6 separate regions of the Homo sapiens genome follow, and regions 1, 2, 3, 4 and 6 are each linked to region 5. The links are chromatin contacts, found by Hi-C or POLR2A ChIA-PET in ENCODE. All regions are on one chromosome and are shown on one strand. The core of a region is the stretch at or near the end of the contact, and the rest is flanking DNA. Distances in the headings are between cores, read along the strand shown.

Evidence for each region. Hi-C counts contacts between places; a loop is a spot of excess contacts on that map. ChIA-PET counts read pairs that join two places held with the same protein, here RNA polymerase II (POLR2A). Pooled maps may share reads with other maps.
Region 1: a loop to region 5 is called in a pooled map, with 18 times the contacts of the local background. The contact joins two enhancer-like sites. A Hi-C loop is called at or near these places in 9 of 37 single-sample maps with no recorded cell type and 9 of 50 pooled maps. POLR2A ChIA-PET finds 5 or more read pairs at or near these places in 2 of 52 experiments (activated CD4-positive, alpha-beta T cell and activated T-cell).
Region 2: a pooled map shows a loop between it and region 5 (2.1-fold over the local background). The contact joins two enhancer-like sites. A Hi-C loop is called at or near these places in 4 of 50 pooled maps. POLR2A ChIA-PET finds 5 or more read pairs at or near these places in 2 of 52 experiments (A673 and activated T-cell).
Region 3: a loop to region 5 is called in a pooled map, with 5 times the contacts of the local background. The contact joins two enhancer-like sites. A Hi-C loop is called at or near these places in 1 of 168 maps with a recorded cell type or tissue (PC-9) and 6 of 50 pooled maps. POLR2A ChIA-PET finds 5 or more read pairs at or near these places in 3 of 52 experiments (MCF 10A, Panc1 and activated CD4-positive, alpha-beta memory T cell).
Region 4: a loop to region 5 is called in a pooled map, with 7 times the contacts of the local background. The contact joins two enhancer-like sites. A Hi-C loop is called at or near these places in 1 of 168 maps with a recorded cell type or tissue (OCI-LY7), 23 of 37 single-sample maps with no recorded cell type and 13 of 50 pooled maps. POLR2A ChIA-PET finds 5 or more read pairs at or near these places in 3 of 52 experiments (AG04449, H1 and OCI-LY7).
Region 6: a pooled map shows a loop between it and region 5 (2.5-fold over the local background). The contact joins two enhancer-like sites. A Hi-C loop is called at or near these places in 10 of 37 single-sample maps with no recorded cell type and 6 of 50 pooled maps. POLR2A ChIA-PET finds 5 or more read pairs at or near these places in 2 of 52 experiments (PC-9 and naive thymus-derived CD8-positive, alpha-beta T cell).

What each region holds. Positions count from the first base shown.
Region 1 is chr10:4,033,628-4,036,327 of GRCh38, forward strand. All of the region lies in intron 2 of LOC107984195 (a long non-coding RNA gene), which reads left to right. Among named protein-coding and RNA genes, the nearest start is that of MIR6078, 44 kb to the left of the region's middle. Within about 2 kb of position 1,349, at least 12 of the 41 ENCODE cell types and tissues checked have a DNase peak (open chromatin) inside an H3K27ac peak, as active enhancers do.
Region 2 is chr10:3,959,961-3,962,660 of GRCh38, forward strand. No RefSeq gene overlaps it. Among named protein-coding and RNA genes, the nearest start is that of MIR6078, 30 kb to the right of the region's middle. Within about 2 kb of position 1,256, at least 3 of the 41 ENCODE cell types and tissues checked have a DNase peak (open chromatin) inside an H3K27ac peak, as active enhancers do.
Region 3 is chr10:3,196,010-3,198,912 of GRCh38, forward strand. No RefSeq gene overlaps it. Among named protein-coding and RNA genes, the nearest start is that of PITRM1, 25 kb to the left of the region's middle. Within about 2 kb of position 1,528, at least 7 of the 41 ENCODE cell types and tissues checked have a DNase peak (open chromatin) inside an H3K27ac peak, as active enhancers do; they include PC-9, where a contact is called at or near this core.
Region 4 is chr10:4,126,765-4,129,485 of GRCh38, forward strand. No RefSeq gene overlaps it. Among named protein-coding and RNA genes, the nearest start is that of LINC00702, 120 kb to the right of the region's middle. RefSeq lists an enhancer at 1,021-1,660 and a silencer at 1,399-1,599. Within about 2 kb of position 1,412, at least 7 of the 41 ENCODE cell types and tissues checked have a DNase peak (open chromatin) inside an H3K27ac peak, as active enhancers do.
Region 5 is chr10:3,622,680-3,625,545 of GRCh38, forward strand. All of the region lies in intron 1 of LOC105376360 (a long non-coding RNA gene), which reads left to right. Among named protein-coding and RNA genes, the nearest start is that of LINC02669, 120 kb to the left of the region's middle. Within about 2 kb of position 1,257, at least 7 of the 41 ENCODE cell types and tissues checked have a DNase peak (open chromatin) inside an H3K27ac peak, as active enhancers do; they include PC-9, where a contact is called at or near this core.
Region 6 is chr10:3,888,548-3,891,488 of GRCh38, forward strand. No RefSeq gene overlaps it. Among named protein-coding and RNA genes, the nearest start is that of LINC02660, 22 kb to the right of the region's middle. Within about 2 kb of position 1,505, at least 6 of the 41 ENCODE cell types and tissues checked have a DNase peak (open chromatin) inside an H3K27ac peak, as active enhancers do; they include PC-9, where a contact is called at or near this core.

The sequences.
Region 1 (2,700 bases), core at 99-2,598, 410 kb after region 5:
TAGAAATTCACCCTGACTTTACACAGGAGGTAATAGCCACTGGGAATACCGAGTAACTCCCCTTCCACCCACACCAGATGGTTTCTGGTGGAGCCAGGACAGCGCTCCTGCCCCAGGACCTCAGGACGAGGACGAAGTCCTGGGCTCTGTTGGAACACAGCATAGGATAATTCTCACAGCTGGGTGGGCCTGGGAGGCAGGAGGCAGATGTGTGCTGAGGGCCACCTGCCAGATTTAGAGATGGAGCACGGATGGATTGAGAAGAGGTTCTGAGACAGAAGTATTGCTCTAAGGATCTGGCGTAGACAAATAGACCCTCCTTGGAAAGATGAGTGGCCCTGGGGTTGTCCCCAAATCTCTGGACCAGCCCAAGCCTATGACTCCCTGCACAAGGGCACCTGCTCTCACTGCGCAAGGATCTCTGGACTTTCTCCTCCAAAGACCTGCTCCTGGAACACAGAGCCCCTCTTCTCCTTCGTATTGGGACCCGCCTGGCCTCACACTAGGAATGTCCCCTGGACAGCAGTTTGAAGGCCCTATGCTCGCTCACTGCACTAAGGATTCTTGAGCGATGGGCGACTTGGTCGACACACAACCCGGGCCCACTGTGCGGAATTGCGTCGAATAAGCTTCTCCCTGGGGCAGAGTCCCTGCCTGTCCTTGCCGCCCCCGTCCTGTTCTCGTCCCTCTATCCTCCAACCCTCCCCAAGGCCCTTTCTCCCCCTACTTCAAGGATGGGGCCCTTTTCCGAGCACTTTGCTCATTGCAAAACATAACCAAATTAAACAAAACAAAGCCCATTTTGGTTTGGGCCTCTAATGTTCTCCTAAATGCTCTCTGATTTTCCATTTGAACCCTAATTTTTCTCAGCCTATTTCTGCAATAAATTATCACTGTGTTTTGAGAAAGTGATAGATTTTGAACCCTTTGGCCCATATTCTTTAATGAATCCTCTTTTAGATTGTAGAGTTTCATCTGAGCTTCCCAATCTTAACTCCTCACTCCCCGCCTCACCCCATAGGGAAGTTAGAAGGATCCGAAGAAGTGGGTTCCTATCAGAGTCTGGCGTCTCCACTGTGGACATGCCACTTAACATCACCTGACCTCTGGATGAATCAAGTCAGTCAGCTTAGCAGGCTCTAAAGCCCCTTTAATTCAAAAACTTGGAGCCTGTATTTTCTTTTCCTTAGATGCCCATGATTTTTTTTAAAAATAGGGATTCTAGTTTTCCATCCAAGACCCTTGCACACTTCAGTACACTTAGTGTGGGGTTCACTTTCCAGACCCGGTCTCCAGGTGCTGTCTGCTTCTCCAGTCATGTTAGCCTGAAACGGCGACTGATTCATGTGCACACTTCGGCTCCCCAGGCCAGAATGCTGTCACTCTGGGGAGGAATTATGGTTTCACTTTTTGCTTCATTCCTGCTGTAGAGAACAGGCACCCATCAAAGTCCAGAGTAAACAGACACTGTTTCACGTGCAGCAGATGGAAGTCTTTATCCATGATTACTTTTGTCCTATGTCTTTCATGTCCCCCTGTTTTTTTGACGCCTCCCACTTTTCCCTTTTAAATACTCTGGGTGATGGTTAAAAGCAAGATGACTGCTGGTTTATTCGTCACACCGGAAGCAAGAAAAAGTTACATGCAGGCAAAGGAGCTGGATGCAGGATCTCATCTGAAGGACAAGATCACTTAGCCATGCACGGGCAAGAAAGAACTGAATGTTTCTGAATAGAGGAAACGTTAGTCCCGGATTTCAACCGAGAGAAGGAATGCTGAGAGTTCTTGACAGCGAGGGCTTCGGCAGGGGTGACACGCCTTTGATTTAGAATGGTTAGCACATACCCACATGCACACATGACCTGCCTTAGTTTCAGGATATGGAAACTTCTGAACAGAATTGTGGGTACAGCTGCATTTACACATATTTACTGGGCACTTATCACATATAGCAAAATATCCTGAAGAGTAAATTACAATCCTCTCCCATCTTGAAGGCACTTATGAAATTCTGTCTGTATTTACTCTTTCTTTAGGGTTAGTGAGCAGCAATGTGTTGCTGATAATTCTAATGTTGCTCCTGGAAATGTGTTATTTTAAGAGATTCACATCCTCCATGTGGGGTTGGAAACATCTGTTCAGAACAGAACGTATCAGTTAAGATTATATTTTGCTCCTCCCAGTTTGAGTCCAGATGGTTACATCTACGCGCTATGTACTACAAGTTTCAATTATCTACTGTAATTTTATTTCTTTTATTTTGTATGTCTAATGAAGCTAATATTTAAAATAACTCCTAATATATTTCTAATGTGCTAAAAGCTAAAGGTCCTTAAGTGTGTGTGTATGTGTGTGTGTGTCTGTTAAAATGTTGTAAGATTACTAGATGCTAAGAATGCCATTTTTAGGCCAGGCGCGGTGGCTCACTCCTATAATCCCAGCACTTTGGGAGGCCTAGGCAAGCGGATCACTTGAGATCAGGAGTTCAAGACTAGTCCGGCCAACATGGTGACACCTGATCTCTACTAAAAATACAAAAATTAGTGGGGTGTGGTGGTGCACGCCTGTGATCCCAGCTACTCTGGAGGCTGAGGTAGGAGAATCGCTTGAACCTGGGAGGAGGAAGTTGCAGTGAGTTGAGATTTTGCCACTGCACTCCAGCCTGGATGATAGAGACACTGTCTCTAAAATAATTAAATA
Region 2 (2,700 bases), core at 6-2,505, 340 kb after region 5:
AATGCAGAGTAGAGCTGGTGGGGAAGTGTGAGGTATTCAGCCCCTCCCTGGGCACCAGGCTCCTGTCCTGACCTGCATCCATTGTCAGGGATGTCCTCAATGCACACAGGAATCATCTCCTCCCAGACACAGCTGGTGGGAACCTAAGGCCATCTGGAATTCTGCAGAATGTTTCCATGATAATGGTTGGAACTTCTAGTGCATCCTTTTGTGCCACATTTTATTTTTGTGGCCTTGAAGCCACAAAGCCTTCACAGATGGCACTTTGCCTGGTTGCATCTGGTCTCCATTTTTTAAAAAGTAGCCTTCAATTTAATCATTGCAGTTTTTATTTTCACGCAACGCTAGATTTATGCTTTCCTTAATAATGTTCTACTGCACAGTTAAACTACTCCTGAGAGGACATCTTTGGCATCTGTAGCTAAGCAAATATTTTCTCTGGAGACAGAATTTTTAAAAATGAAATCACACAATGGCCTTTTTTGTAGTATTTTCATTATTTTGGTCATTAAACTAAACATTAGCTTCTAAATGTTTAAAAATAATTGTAGTTACTTAAAATTATTCCCAGGAGGGGATTTTCTCAGTTCTCTCCTTCTACCTCACAAAAAGGATCTGCGAACACCCCTGATGCCGTACAAGGATCACGAACCAGGAACCAAGAAGAGACAAACAGCCTGTCTTCTTCCTTGCAGCTTCTCCACCCACCCCTGACTAGTGAGTTTCCATCCTGCACGCCTGTGCATACGTGTGCTAGTGGCCTGTCACTGAGAATTCTTCAGAACCAAAGATGACTTCAACCCCCAGGGCCATCAAGCATCAGCTATTATTTTGCTTCTGCTGGGGCACACAAATCAAGTTAGTTTCTACTCTTCAAGTGCACTTTCTTGCTTTGGAAGAGTTTTCTGATTTCAGCTCCTGCTGCAGGCTTAAATGGAACCTTACTGTGACCACGGCAGGAGGGACTTCTGCCTTCTCACAGCTTTCTGATTGAGCTAAAATTTTGAGGACATTTCTAAGAATTGCCACAGCTTAATTCAACACTCTAATTTTTGTTTATGATGCAAATAAGAATGGCCATGGCTCTTCCTTATACATTTGAATCGATGATTACAAATAGCATGTGTTGAACACGTTTCATGAAAGATTAACAGTTATTTCACTTCACCCCTGCAGCAGCACCAAGGAGTAGAGAGTGTTACTGTCTCTGCTAGGAACAGAAATGCAAAGTTTAAGGGGCTTGGCAAGAAGGCCACATACCTAAGACACCCATTCAGATTCACCCAAGGCTCATTTCCCTTCCAGGGCAGAGCTCCGGCACCTGTGCTGTGGGGAACCCACCACACTACAGAGCTTTAAAACCCTCACTTTGTGGGTGTCACATCCTGCAGAGAAGCCTAGTCACTCTACAGGAGATGTCACAGGGGATCAGATAAATCTCAGGGGAAAGGGCTAGAGCTACTCTTTCGCCAGGATTTGCACCTCTGAGGCTACTGGTGAATCTTTCTTTAAGTCGGTAAAATTTGTTTTTTAATCCAAAAATTCTCTGCGGATCCTAGTTGGTTTTCATGTTGGATAAATTTTGGCAAGACTCCAAAGGAGACCCCAGAGGCCGAGCGGGGGTATGCTGTGGTGGGAAGAGAGTGCCCTTGGTGGATTAGCATTGCCCCTTTCAGACCCTTACCTGGTGTTAGTTTTCTATGGCTTTGAACTCTCATTATTCTCACCTCTCAAATGGGTATAATGATATCTACCTCATGAGATTACTGACATAGAAGAAAGAACATATGCAGAGTGGCCAGCAATTCCCAGCACAGAGTAGGTGCGTAGGGCGGGCTCCCAGGAAGCAGGTTCTGGGAAGCAGATATCCTGGTGGGTACCCTCAAGAGTAACTTACCTAAGGGAGGGAGGGGCCCGATGGGCAGGGCGGATGCCTAGCTGTGGTGCAGCTGCAAGTGAGACCTGTGCTGGTCATTCGGGTGCTCTGGAGCTGGGAGCCCGTACACATTTGAGGCAAGGTGCCTAGGCCTTGAGACCTCGCTGGGAACAGCCATGAGATTTGGTGCACCCCAGGGAGGGGCATATACCTTGGAAAAGATGACTCCTTGGGGTGAGAGCAATTCCTGGGGAGAGATTCAGCTGGCGGCCTCCAGCAGCTCACCTTCCTGGAAGATAGAAGTGTCTCCAGCCAGAGAGCCATCTGGCAGTATAGACATCACTGCTTCCTGTAAGTACTACGCAGACAGTAAGTAATATTCTTATTATTGTTCATTATTCAATAATAATTTATTCCATCAGAAACCTGGCCGGCAGGCATTCTCATAGCCAGAGTCAACCTCAACTCACCATGGCACAGGAAAAATAATCATCGCACTGCAGAACAAGAAATGACCTAAGCCAGCATTGTCATCTTTGAAACTTAAGAGAATTTGTAAAACGGTGAAATTCAGAATGAACTTAGAAGGCATTTTCAGCTGCACATCTGCTAGTCTGGTGTGTGGCATCACTAAGTCTATTGGTTTAAATGGGTGCGTAGTTCCGGAGTATCACAACTACAACATCGGATTTGGAAGCAATTTTGGAAATATTTGATGATGCATATTTGAAAGAGTTAATATTTGTACGAAAATGTCACAAATTTAGTATTTTTATGACATTTTGTAAAACAGTGAGACTTCAGACATATTTTTAAAAATCTGT
Region 3 (2,903 bases), core at 278-2,777, 430 kb before region 5:
GTCCAGCCACCAGCAGCTGCCCTCTGAACGACTGCCTTCTAGAATGTCTAGTTTGCCAAACATCAATTTGTTAAAATTACAGGTTTATTGTTTCTTTGAAACCAACTTACCCCACATCAGGCCACAAACTGAATATGTAATTCCAGGGTACTGAGCCTGGCTGGTGTTGACGCTGCTTCACTTTCTTGTTTTCTTTTTTCTTTTCTTTTTCTTTTTCTTTTTTTTTTTTTTGAGATGGAGTCTCACTCTGTCACCCAGGCTGGAGTGCAGTGGCACGATCTCAGCTCACTGCAGCCTCTGCCTCCCAGGGTTCAAGCAATTCTCATGCCTCAGCCTCCCAAGTAGCTGGGACTACAGGCGCCCGCCACCACATTCGGCCAAGTTTTGTATTTTTAGCAGAGATGGGGTTTCACCATGTTGGCCAGGGTGGTCTTGAACTCCTGACCTCAGGTGATCCGCCCATCTCGGTCTCCCAAAGTGCTGGGATTACTGGTGTGAACCACTGCGCCCGGCCAACATTTCACTTTCTAAAGCCACATTTTTAAGGTACGCAGCCCACGCTTCATGCCGGGCCTGGGAGGGGGTTCCTGGTTGTAAACCTGTCTCTGACCTCCCAGCTGGCTCAGAGATGTCCCCAACCCAGAGTCCAGAGGACAGCCCACTTTGGGGAGGAAGCTCGCTTGGGGTCCTGGGTGTAAAGCCAGCCAAAGCAACACCACATTTCTGGCCTTGGCTGGAAAAGGGCAGCTGAGAGCATCACCCCTGTCTGCCGGCCACGGTCTTCTCTCTCCTCTCAGAAACGGGTCTTGGATCTCTTCAGATCGTGTGTCCATCAGGCTAGACTGGGAACCAGTTTTCAGTTGTAGCCTTTCTAAAGAGGCGTCACTATTGTTTCTGTTTCTATTTCAGCTTTCTATCACGTTCCCTCAGTCCAGGGAGACCTGGGCATGGAATTCCCATCTCAGCTCGGCCTCTGCCGTGGTCTGCAACTTGCTGGCGGTCTCCCAAGAGTCATCCCAGCAAACGTGGGGGCTCTTTTGTCCTGTTATGTGAATGGCCACCACGGGGAACATTCCCGCCCACTGGGGCCTGTGGGGGCTGTGTTCACCCCGGGGTGGGGAGGGGGGTCTGGCCCTGCAGGTGGGTCCTCAGGCCCCAGGCAGGGGTGTCCTTGGATGAGCTGTCCTGCTGGGGGGCCATGCAGAGCTGCCGAGGAGAAGGAACAGGCAATGAGGCCGAGGCCAGGGGCGTCCCCTCGCTTCCTTCCAAGGCTTCCTTCCGGGACCTCTCATCTTGGAGGCTGCTTTTTCTTTTGGTTCATTTCATCTGGATTTTACCAAGGAGAAAAATGCACTGGGGGAAGCAAGGAGTTACAGGCCGAGGGCTGAGTGGTTTGCTTTAGTCCTGCACACCCCAGACACCCCGGCCGCTTTCCCAGCAGTCCAGGAATTAATTCCAGGAATGCTCTGCGTCCCAGCCTCCTGCAGCGGGACTCTCTGTCCGCTGCTTCCAGCCGAAGGCCACCGGAGGGCAGCAGAGGCCTGGCTGAACCGGGCCGGGCGCTGCCGAGACTCTGGGAACGTCTCCCACTCAGTCTCCCTCGTTCTACAGCTGGTAGCAGGCAGGTGCTGCTGGTTCCTTCCATCAGGAGGGAGTGACCGCTGACCATTGCGTTACCACATGGAGCAGCGAAAGGAGACGTCCCCATCAGGTCTTCCAGCAACGGCAGCTCAGAATTTTCACTGGGATCTCTCAAAAATGCATTCATTTAAGGGATAGCTGTCTGTTTGTGGATTTCTTAGGGTTGAGTCATTACACGAGGCTTATCAGGGACAGGGATCAGTGCTTCGGTGTCACTGGTGAAAAGAAGCTCATAAAACAACTTTCGGGATTAGCTCATTCGCCAGTGATTGCGACTGTGGCAAACCACACTGCCCCCAGCACGGCGGGTGTCAATTATGTGACACAGACTCTAAAACGAGGTGATGTTAAAGAGGCTTCATAAAATTGTCTTGTATACAACTCCCAGAATATTACTTAGGAATATAGTTCCACTGAGTGCAAATGCAGTCAATATTTATTTGAAAATGTGAAAATCTAGCCAATTGGATATATGCAGGTGATTGAGATAATTCAAACTTTAATGTCTTTTTGAATATTGCATTCTCTTGTTTATTCTTTGGCATTTAAACCAGTCTGAAGCTCAGCTGATTCTCATGATTTAGGATTGGAATGCCCAGTGTTTCAGGTGAATCGTGTTTAGGGCTAATTTGGGCTCTGAGAAGGGCCCATTCGTTACTTAAGAAGTGCTTGGTTGTCTTAGCCAGCTCGGGCCGTGACAAAATACCGAAGACTGAGTGACTTCAGCAGCAAACAGGGATTCCTCACAGTTCTGGAGACTGAAGTCTAAGGTCAAGGCACCGGCAGATTCACTTGCTGATGAGGGCCTTTTCCTGGTTGAGAGAGGGCACCTTCTCACTGTATCCTCACATGGGGGTGGGGGAGAGAGAGAGAGGAGAGACAGAGAGAGGAGAGGGAGAGAGAGAGAGCTCTGCCCCCTTCCTCTTCTTTTTACAGCGCTGGTCCCATCGTGGGGCCCCAAGTCATAGCTTCATCCAACCCTCATTGTCTCCCCAAGTTCCTGCCTCTAAATACTGCCATATGAGGGGCTTGGGCTTTGACATGAATTTTTGGGGTGAACACAAGCATTCAATGCATGCCCAAGGGGACACTGGTGGTCATGTGATGGCCGAATTGTGTCTCCCAGGAAATCCTACATGGAAGCCCCAACCCCTGGGACCTCAGATTATGACTGTATTTGGAGATAGGGTCTTTAAAGAGGTAATTAATGTAAAATGAGGCCATCAGGGTAGTCTCTAAACCACAGGGTTGATGTCCTGATA
Region 4 (2,721 bases), core at 162-2,661, 500 kb after region 5:
TTTTATTATCACTCCAATCAGTCTTCCTGAGAATTCAGGGATCAGAATTTTTAAGGACAACTTAGTGGGTAAGGGGAAGCCAGGGATCCTGGAGTACTGATTGGTCTGAGAGGGAATCATAGGGAGTCGGAGCTGTCTTCTTGTGCTGAGTCAGTTCCCAGGTGGGGGCCACAAGATCAGATGAGCCAGTTTATTGAGCTGGCGGTGGCAGCTGATCCATCAAGTGCAGGGGCTGCAAAATATCTCAAGCGCTGATCTTAGGAGCAGCGTAGAGAGGGTTAGAATCTTGTAGCCTCCAGCTGCCTGACTCCTAAATCATGATTTCCAATCTCGTGTGTAATTTCTTAGTTCTACAAAGGCAGTCTAGTCCCCAGGCAAGAAGGTGGTTTGTTTTGGGAAAGGGCTGTTAATAGTTTTTGTTTTGAACTATAAACTATAAACTGGCCAGGCATGGTGGCTCACACCTGTAATCCCAGCATTTTGGGAGGCTGAGGTGGGCAGATCACTTGAGGTCAGGAGTTCAAGACTAGCCTGGTCAACATGGTAAAACCCCATCTCTACTAAAAATACAAAAATTAACTGGGGCCAGGTGGTGGGTCCTGGCTACTCAGGAGGCTGAGGCAGGAGAATCGCTTGAACCCGGGAAGTGGAGGTTGCAATGAGCCAAGATGGAGCCACTGCACTCCAGCCTGGGCAACAGAGCAAGACTCTGTCTGGAAAAACCAACCAACCAACCAACAAACAACAAAAAAACCACTATAAACCAAGTTCCTCCCAAAGTTACTTCAGCCTACACCCAGGAAGGAACACGGACAGCTTAGAGGTTAAAAGCAAGATGGAGTCAGTTAGGTTAGATCTCTTTCACTGTCTCAGTCATAATTTTGCAAAGGCCATTTCAAAGTGACCACTAAAAGGAACTGGGATTGCAGGGTGCAGAGATTCAAACACAGTGCTGGGACCACTCTCTTCTGGATTTGACTCATGCGTGAGAGGAATAAACCTATACATTTTACTTAGCCACCTGCTTTTCGGAATTTGTGGGCAAGCTAGATTTTACCGAATGCAGACTAACCTGCTCCAACTCAAACAAAGAACCAGCTTTTAAAATTGTGGTTTATTATATAGGTTGTAATGTTTTGTCTTCTAGAATCTGCAGACACAAACAACCCATACGCTTCATTCCACAATTCACAGACCGTGGTCATTAGCAAAAAAGGTCAGAGGGAAAATTCATGGGCCTTATCAGAAAATTATTAGCCTGATAGATCAATGCTGTGTTTGAAGTATTCTAATGTAATCAACTGCCTCTGCAAAGTGAACAAAAGGAGGCCATTATGCAAATAAGAACCATTCATTTCAGAGGAAGGAGCTTTGGTTTCCTGGTACAGAGTCAACAAAATGAGGAAGCTGCGAAAGCCCTGGCTCATGTAGTTAACCTTGGGTCACTGTACCCTCCAGCCTCAGCACAGTTAATCCATGAATACTTGCAGTCAACAGCCTCTAAAGGTCACCAGACTCTGAAGTCCAGTTACTATTTGTTACCAAGTTTACAATTCAGAATTTATAGGAAATAAATATGTAGCCTGCATCACTAATGTGCCAAGCTTTGGGACAGGTTTCTTTCTAATTAGATCTCTGAAGGATTTTCCTGAAGGAGTCCCTCATGCTCTTGATTTCATCAACAGGCACTGTGCGGAAGCCCCTCCACCATGATGGTTTTGCTCAAGAAACCTTCATCTTGCAAAAGACAAAATGACAACAAATTCCGTTCCAAGATGCCAATTGGCTTTATTGACATCCTAGAATCAGGCAGCACTATATTCTCTAAAATGGAATATGTGTTCCAATGAACTGAACACAGGAGATTGGCTTTACAGATAGAAAAAGGGCTGAAGAAAGAGAAACAAAGAATAAAAAGTGTATTGGGTGCTTCCAAGTTACTTTCCTTGTAAGCCACTGTGTCAGAGGCATTTGAACCACAGCGACTCCATCTTGAGTGAGGACTAGGAAAACGAGGCTGGGACTTGCTGAGCTGCATTTCCAGAAAGTCAGGCATCCTTAGCTTCTAGATGTTTATTAAGCAGACCCAGACTCGGGAGTGTCTAGATATCCCGATATCTGGAGAACAAAGGCATTCCTAATTTTGCTTTAAAGATAATAATATCGATTCTTGCAAAATATAGTAATTGAGAAAATTAATCCTTTATCACAAACCCTTGTAGCAGAGCTTATCTCTTCATGATCTTTTTTATCCTACATATACAAGTATTGTACCTAGGGTGGACACATTCCTCCTCTTACTTTCGGGTCTGTCCTACTCTGTCTGTGGAGTAGCCGTATTTTCACCACTTTACTTTCTTAATAAACTTGCTTTTACTTTGCACTGCAGACTCACCCTGAATTCTTCCTTACGCGAAATCCAAGAACCCTCTCTTGGGGTCTGGATCAGAATCGCTTTCCTGTAACAACTGGGGCCAGAAAGAAGAAACAATAGAAAAACTGATGAGTTCACATGATGTGACTTCAGATTAAGGATTTAAACACAGGGAACTTCATTATCCTGCCCATTGAAGACTAAACCTGTCCTGTTCAGGAAGTTAGGCTATCTCTCTCCTGGTTCCTCAGAGGGCAGAGAACTGCTCAGTTTGGGTTTGGGTTTGGTAAGCCTGGGTGACCCCACTATGATTTGTCTGGTCTGTTGCGATCGCAGGAGTTTAGTCC
Region 5 (2,866 bases), core at 7-2,506:
GAGTTCTAAGAAGTCCAAGGTGAAAGTGCTCTGTGAATAGATTGCTGGTCTCCTATTTTGCTTTTTGAGCCCATCTGTGCTGTGCTTTTGGAAAAATGTTGTCAGTCCTAACCTCCAACACTCTCAGTGCATTTGGAGCAATACACTTCTGGTGAACAGAGAAAATACCATATTCTGCAAGTGAGATTTTTTGTCTCCATTCTGTGGTTATTCTTTATCCAACAAAATGAAGTTTTAGAATTTAAGTTAATGAACATTTATTGTGGACCTAGCTTACAGAGTAAAGGGACAGATGAGTAAAAGAGTCTTTGCCCTCAAGAGTTATGAAACCTGAATCACAAGAGAAGTATAAAAAGGGACTACCAGAGAGTTCAGATGAAATGAGGTGCATAATGAATGTGCCTTCAGTGGGGCACAGATGGAGTTATGTGGGAGGGCATGGGGAAACTCTTAATGCAGGAGTTGGCCTTCAGATGATCCTTCAAGTGGGATGGTCATTAGAAGGAGAAGAGATCCCCAAGGATGAGCAATGCCAGTATCTGAGGCCAGATGGCCCGGAAAGGCTGGTGCTAGGGGGAGCAGCAGTCACTCTGTTTGTCAGAGCCCAGGAGCTCTTGTACAGAGGCAATGGCTGCACCAGCTGGTGGAACTACATTGCAGGAAACCTCCAAAGCCACACAGGGTTCATCTGCTTTTCAAAAGGCAAAAAAGGACTGGTGGGAAGTTTCTGAGCCAGAAGGAGACAATATCAGTTATATCTAAACCAAAATATTTTTAACTTGGTGCAAGGTTTCTAGATAAATCAGGGAACTGGATAATGAGTCAGAAAGAGTGCCAGGAGGATGTCAGCATCGCAGAGGTGCTCCCTGCTAACATCACATCCTGCACTCAATTTTTTTTTTCTTTAAATCACTGCTCGGGTTGTGTGGCATGTAATGAGAATGGTAAAATGCTTTGTTCTTATTACTGTAATTTCAATAACAAATATGGAAAGAAACAACGAAATGGCCTACACAATAAAAATAATTGTTAACCCATTTTACTAGCTCTGTGGCTAAATTATATTTTTATAAATTACAGTTCCAGTGGAGGCAAATGTGCTCGCAAGTTCCTTGTTAACAAGGTCACCAGTATAATTTGAATATTTTCCACAGCTGTTGCTCTCACACCTAAAGAGGGAAACAGCTCCAGCTATGTAGGGCAAGTGAACGAGAATGCTAATGAGTCTAACAGATTGGTTCAAAATAGAAGCATAAACCTTCAATTCATGAGGACACAACCGTTACGAAACCAAAGCCGAGGAGCTGGTCTGTGTTGAGGAATTCAACACTGCAACATCGTTCGAATATTTGACATAGTTCTTGACCCAGGCTTGGCAAAATTTGTCCACTATAAATAGAGGAAGGAGGGAAAAGTTTATGAGAGACCATATAATTCCATAAACATGAATTTCACTCTTAGAAGAATCCATAAAGAATACTTTGAAAACATGCTTTGTGAACGCTCTTTCACTGAATTACTGTGTAAAGCGTTTTGGCAGCAGTATCATGTTCTATACAGCAGAGCTAAAATTGCAAATTCACAATGATACAAGTGATATTAGGTAATTAAGACAATAAAGATTTATTTGATGATAAGAATCAATGGCTTGATTTACCAAATCAATTGGTTTACTATTTTGTTTGTTTAAGTGGAGATGAAGTAAACTTCCATCACAGTCCTTAATGATAAATCTTTATTGTTGCTGCTCTTTTCCATTCTATCTGCGTTGAGAAACTAGTTTTTGGAACTCGCTGTAAGAGCTGTAGAATGGGAACAGGCTGAACCACTGAGTAAGAGGGAAACAGGTTTTGCACAAGACGACGTGCAAGTGGAGGATCTGACGTGGTTTGAAAAGCCGTGGGGCTTTGACTAACACACTGAGGCATGGAGGAAATGCCACCAAATTCCTACCAAAGCACACTCTGAACATCGACATTATACTAAAGCGAATAATAAATAAGGGGCAAGAACTTGCAGGCACTGCCCATTTGCATTAAAGTCTGACAAATTCCTGCTCCCAAAGAATTCCTCAGGAAATGCATTGAGATGATGATTCTCAGATCAATTCCCTAGCATTCAGGGGAAAAGTTTTTTAAAATCACAAAATTAAAAAACAATGTCTTTCAATACTCCAGGCACTGATTTGAGATGTTACACTTTTTGAAGCCAGACTCGGTACTTTTTGGTATATTGGGCTCAGAGTCTCACTGGTACTAAGCTTATTTGATGCTTTGGTGTGTTGGGCACAGAGCTTTCCCTGGTATGTAGCTTATTTGTAAGTTTCTATAAATTGTTGCAAGTCAGCTGTAGGAAAAGCAGGCATCTTGAGAAGTCCTGGTAATTATTCCAGAGCACTAGGCTTACATTAAAAAATAAAAAAAAAACTTAGCCCAGAGTGTTGTGAAAAAGACCAATGGAGATTATCATTTAGCTACCTAAGAAGAGTGTAAAGAAAACAAATTATTATCCTAAAATACTAGTGATGATTTACCTAATTAATCTTTGACAGCTTGAAATGTGTCCTCAGCAAACGGTAATGTGGTAGTGTGTGCTCAAGGAACACTAGATTAATGAAGCACAGATATAAAAATTGCATCTGTTAGATTATGTAATTCTCTCTGAGTAATTTTAATTACTGGGTATTTCAGGACCTTCCAAATCTTCTTAGAACAAAAATGTCTTATTTTATTTTTAAGAAAACTTACTTTGAGTTTTCCATCACGCTAAATATTTTACTCATCGAGACCTTTTTTAAATTATAAGACTTTTTTTTTCTTTCTTTGATTTTGGCAGCATGGGAGAAGGAAGGTAAATGAACATAGAG
Region 6 (2,941 bases), core at 255-2,754, 270 kb after region 5:
TATTTTTCCCTAAAATTATTCCTTTGTATTATTTTTGCAATTATAAATGTATATTTGCAATCTGAAATGCTGAGTTTCTTTTTTACATCAGGAGCAAATATCCAAATTTTCTTTTGTTTGTTTGTTTCTTTCTTTTTTTTTTTTTTTCCTGAGACAGGGTCTCACTCTGTCATCCAGGCTGAGGTGCAGTGGTGCGATCATGGCTCACTGTAGCCTTGAACTCTCCAGGCTCAGGCGAGCCTCCTACCTCAGCCTACCAAGTAGCTGGGACCACAGACACACACCACCATGTGCGACTAACTTTATTTATTTTATTTATTTATTTTTGAGATGGAGTCTTGCTCTGTTGCCCAGGCTGGAGTGCAGTGGTGAGATCTCGGTTCACTACAACCTCTACCCTCCTGGGTTCAAGCGATTCTCCTGCCTCAGCCTCCTGAGTAGCTGGGACTATAGGTGCACCCCACCATGCCTGGCTAATTTTTTGTATTTGTAGTAGAGACAGGGATTCACTATGTTGGCCAGGCTGGTCTCGAACTTCTGACTGCGTGATCCACCCACCACAGCCTCCCAAAGTGCTGGGATTACAGGTGTGAGCCACCACACCCGGCCAACTAGCTTTATTTTATTTTATGTTTTTTTGTAGAGATAGTGTTTCGCTGTGTTGCCCAGGCTGGAACTCCTGGGCTCAAGTGATTCTCCCACTTTGGCCTCCCAAAGCCGCCCAAAGTCCTGGGATTATAGGTGTGAGCCACTGTGCCCAGAAAAAAATTTCCTTTTTACTTCTGTACCCAGAGCTGACCTTACTTAAGCTGTGGAAGATAAAAAAAAAATCACTACAGTATTAGTGGCCTCAATTGAAGCAGTTATTTCGAACTAACTGAAATCGGAAAAACAATTTCTTTTTACTTCTGTACCCAGAGATGACCTTACTGAAGCTGTGGAAGGTTAAAAACATCACTACAGTATTAGTGGTCTCAACTGAAGTAGTTATTTTGAACCAATTGATATGTATATATTTTATTTGTAATTTAGAAAAATACTAATAATTCTGTCTCTTAATATATGTTGGGAGTAGCAGCTCTTAATGAATTGTTAGTAACGCCCTTCACTCCCATCCCCTACACCCCTGTCTTACGTACAAGTTAAATTAAAGGGGTTGATAAACTCACTTTTCTGTCGTTTTATTCAGCTCTAAATGCTCTGGTTATTTCAGAGCTCCTGGCTTAAGGAATTAAGATTCTCATCAGATACATAAACAAATGAGTATTTCTTTCCAAGATCAAAGCCAACCTTTGTTTTGACGATCGCTTTTTATAAAAACAAGTGGTGTTGATTTTTGTACACATTGTCTCTTTTTATTGTCTAACATCATAAAAATATTGCTGCAAAAACAGCAGAAATGAGTTGAACCCTGCTGGCTTCACATTTCTCCAGGAAGTTTTTTTCTGAATGTGCCGTGCACTGTCCCATGCTCAGCTGATACGATTAGAAAGAATTGCCCCCACCCACTCTCCCTGCACCCATCCATCCCTCAATCCTTTTTTTGTCACAGACTCTGGCCAGAGAGGAATGTTTTGCTTTCATCTTGATGCATACTGTCCTCAGGAATGTTTAGCAAGAAGAGGGGGAAAAAAGTTTCATTCAAGGCCAGGTGATCTCAGAGGCCATTTCCCACAAATGACCAGACCTTGACTTTAGCTTTCTCTTTCCTTATGCCGGCCTTCTTTGATAGCCTCCGAATGTCCTCATGAGCTAATGAACCATTTCAGTGAATTTTGACATCAATAAGACAATTACTCAACTTCTAAACCCTCCTCTCTCAGCCTGTTGTCCTCTTGCCTCAGGAGGAGGCTACTGACAAATGGACCTGATTGCACCTGTGTTTTCTGGACACAGTATCAATCCACATGGTGCTTTTTTTTGGGGGGAGGGGGGCAGGTTCATAATATAAGGCAAGGTTCAAAACTGGAGGACTTTACATACACATCTAGATTTCTATCTTTTCTTGAAAACCCTGGAAATCTGGGAAGACTAGATCCAAATTTCCTTGATTGGAACAACTGGCCAGAGTTGAGTTCTCACTACACTTTGCCACAGTCTCCAGCACTCCCTACAGCCCTGCACTGAGGCTGATTACCACTTGCCAGTCACTGGGATGCTTCTACACCTGTGTTTATCGCTCCCAAGCTTCACTTCTCAGTACATAATCTTCTTGGCCCATGTTAGCATTTGAGTTTGCAACCTCGACTCAACATCATATTTTCTTCATAAAATGGTAGCTTTGTCAGAGGTGTTTGAACTAGGGCGACTCCATCTTAAATAGAGAGTGGATAAAATAAGGCTGAGACCTACTGGGCTGCATTCCAGGAGGTTAGGCATTCTAAGTCACAGGATGAGATAGGAGGTCGGCACAAGATACAGGTCACGATAAACCTGATAAAACAGGTTACAGTAAAGAAGCCGGCCAAAACCCACCGAAGCCATAATGGCGGTGAGAGTGACCTCTGGTCATCTTCACAGCTCATTATATGCTAATTATAATTCATTAGCATGCTAAGAGACACTCCCACCAGCACCATGGCAGTTTACAAATGCCATGGCAGTATCCGGAAGTTACTGGATATGGGTCTAAAAAGGGGAGGAGCCCTCAGTTCCAGGAATTGCTCACCCCTTCCCTGGAAAACGCAGGAATAATCCAGCTCTTGTTTAGCATGTGATGAAAAGATAGCGAGTATCCTTAGATGAGCCACCCACGCCGCTGCTCCGCCTATGGAGTAGCCATTCTTCTATTCCTTGATTTTCTTAATAAACTTGCTCTCACTTTACTCTGTAGACTTGTCCTGAATTCTTTCTTGTGCAAGATCCAAGAACCCTCTCTTGGGGTCTGAATCGGGACCCCTTTCATGTAACAGCTTTGAGGGTTTTTGTAGAGATAATCCAA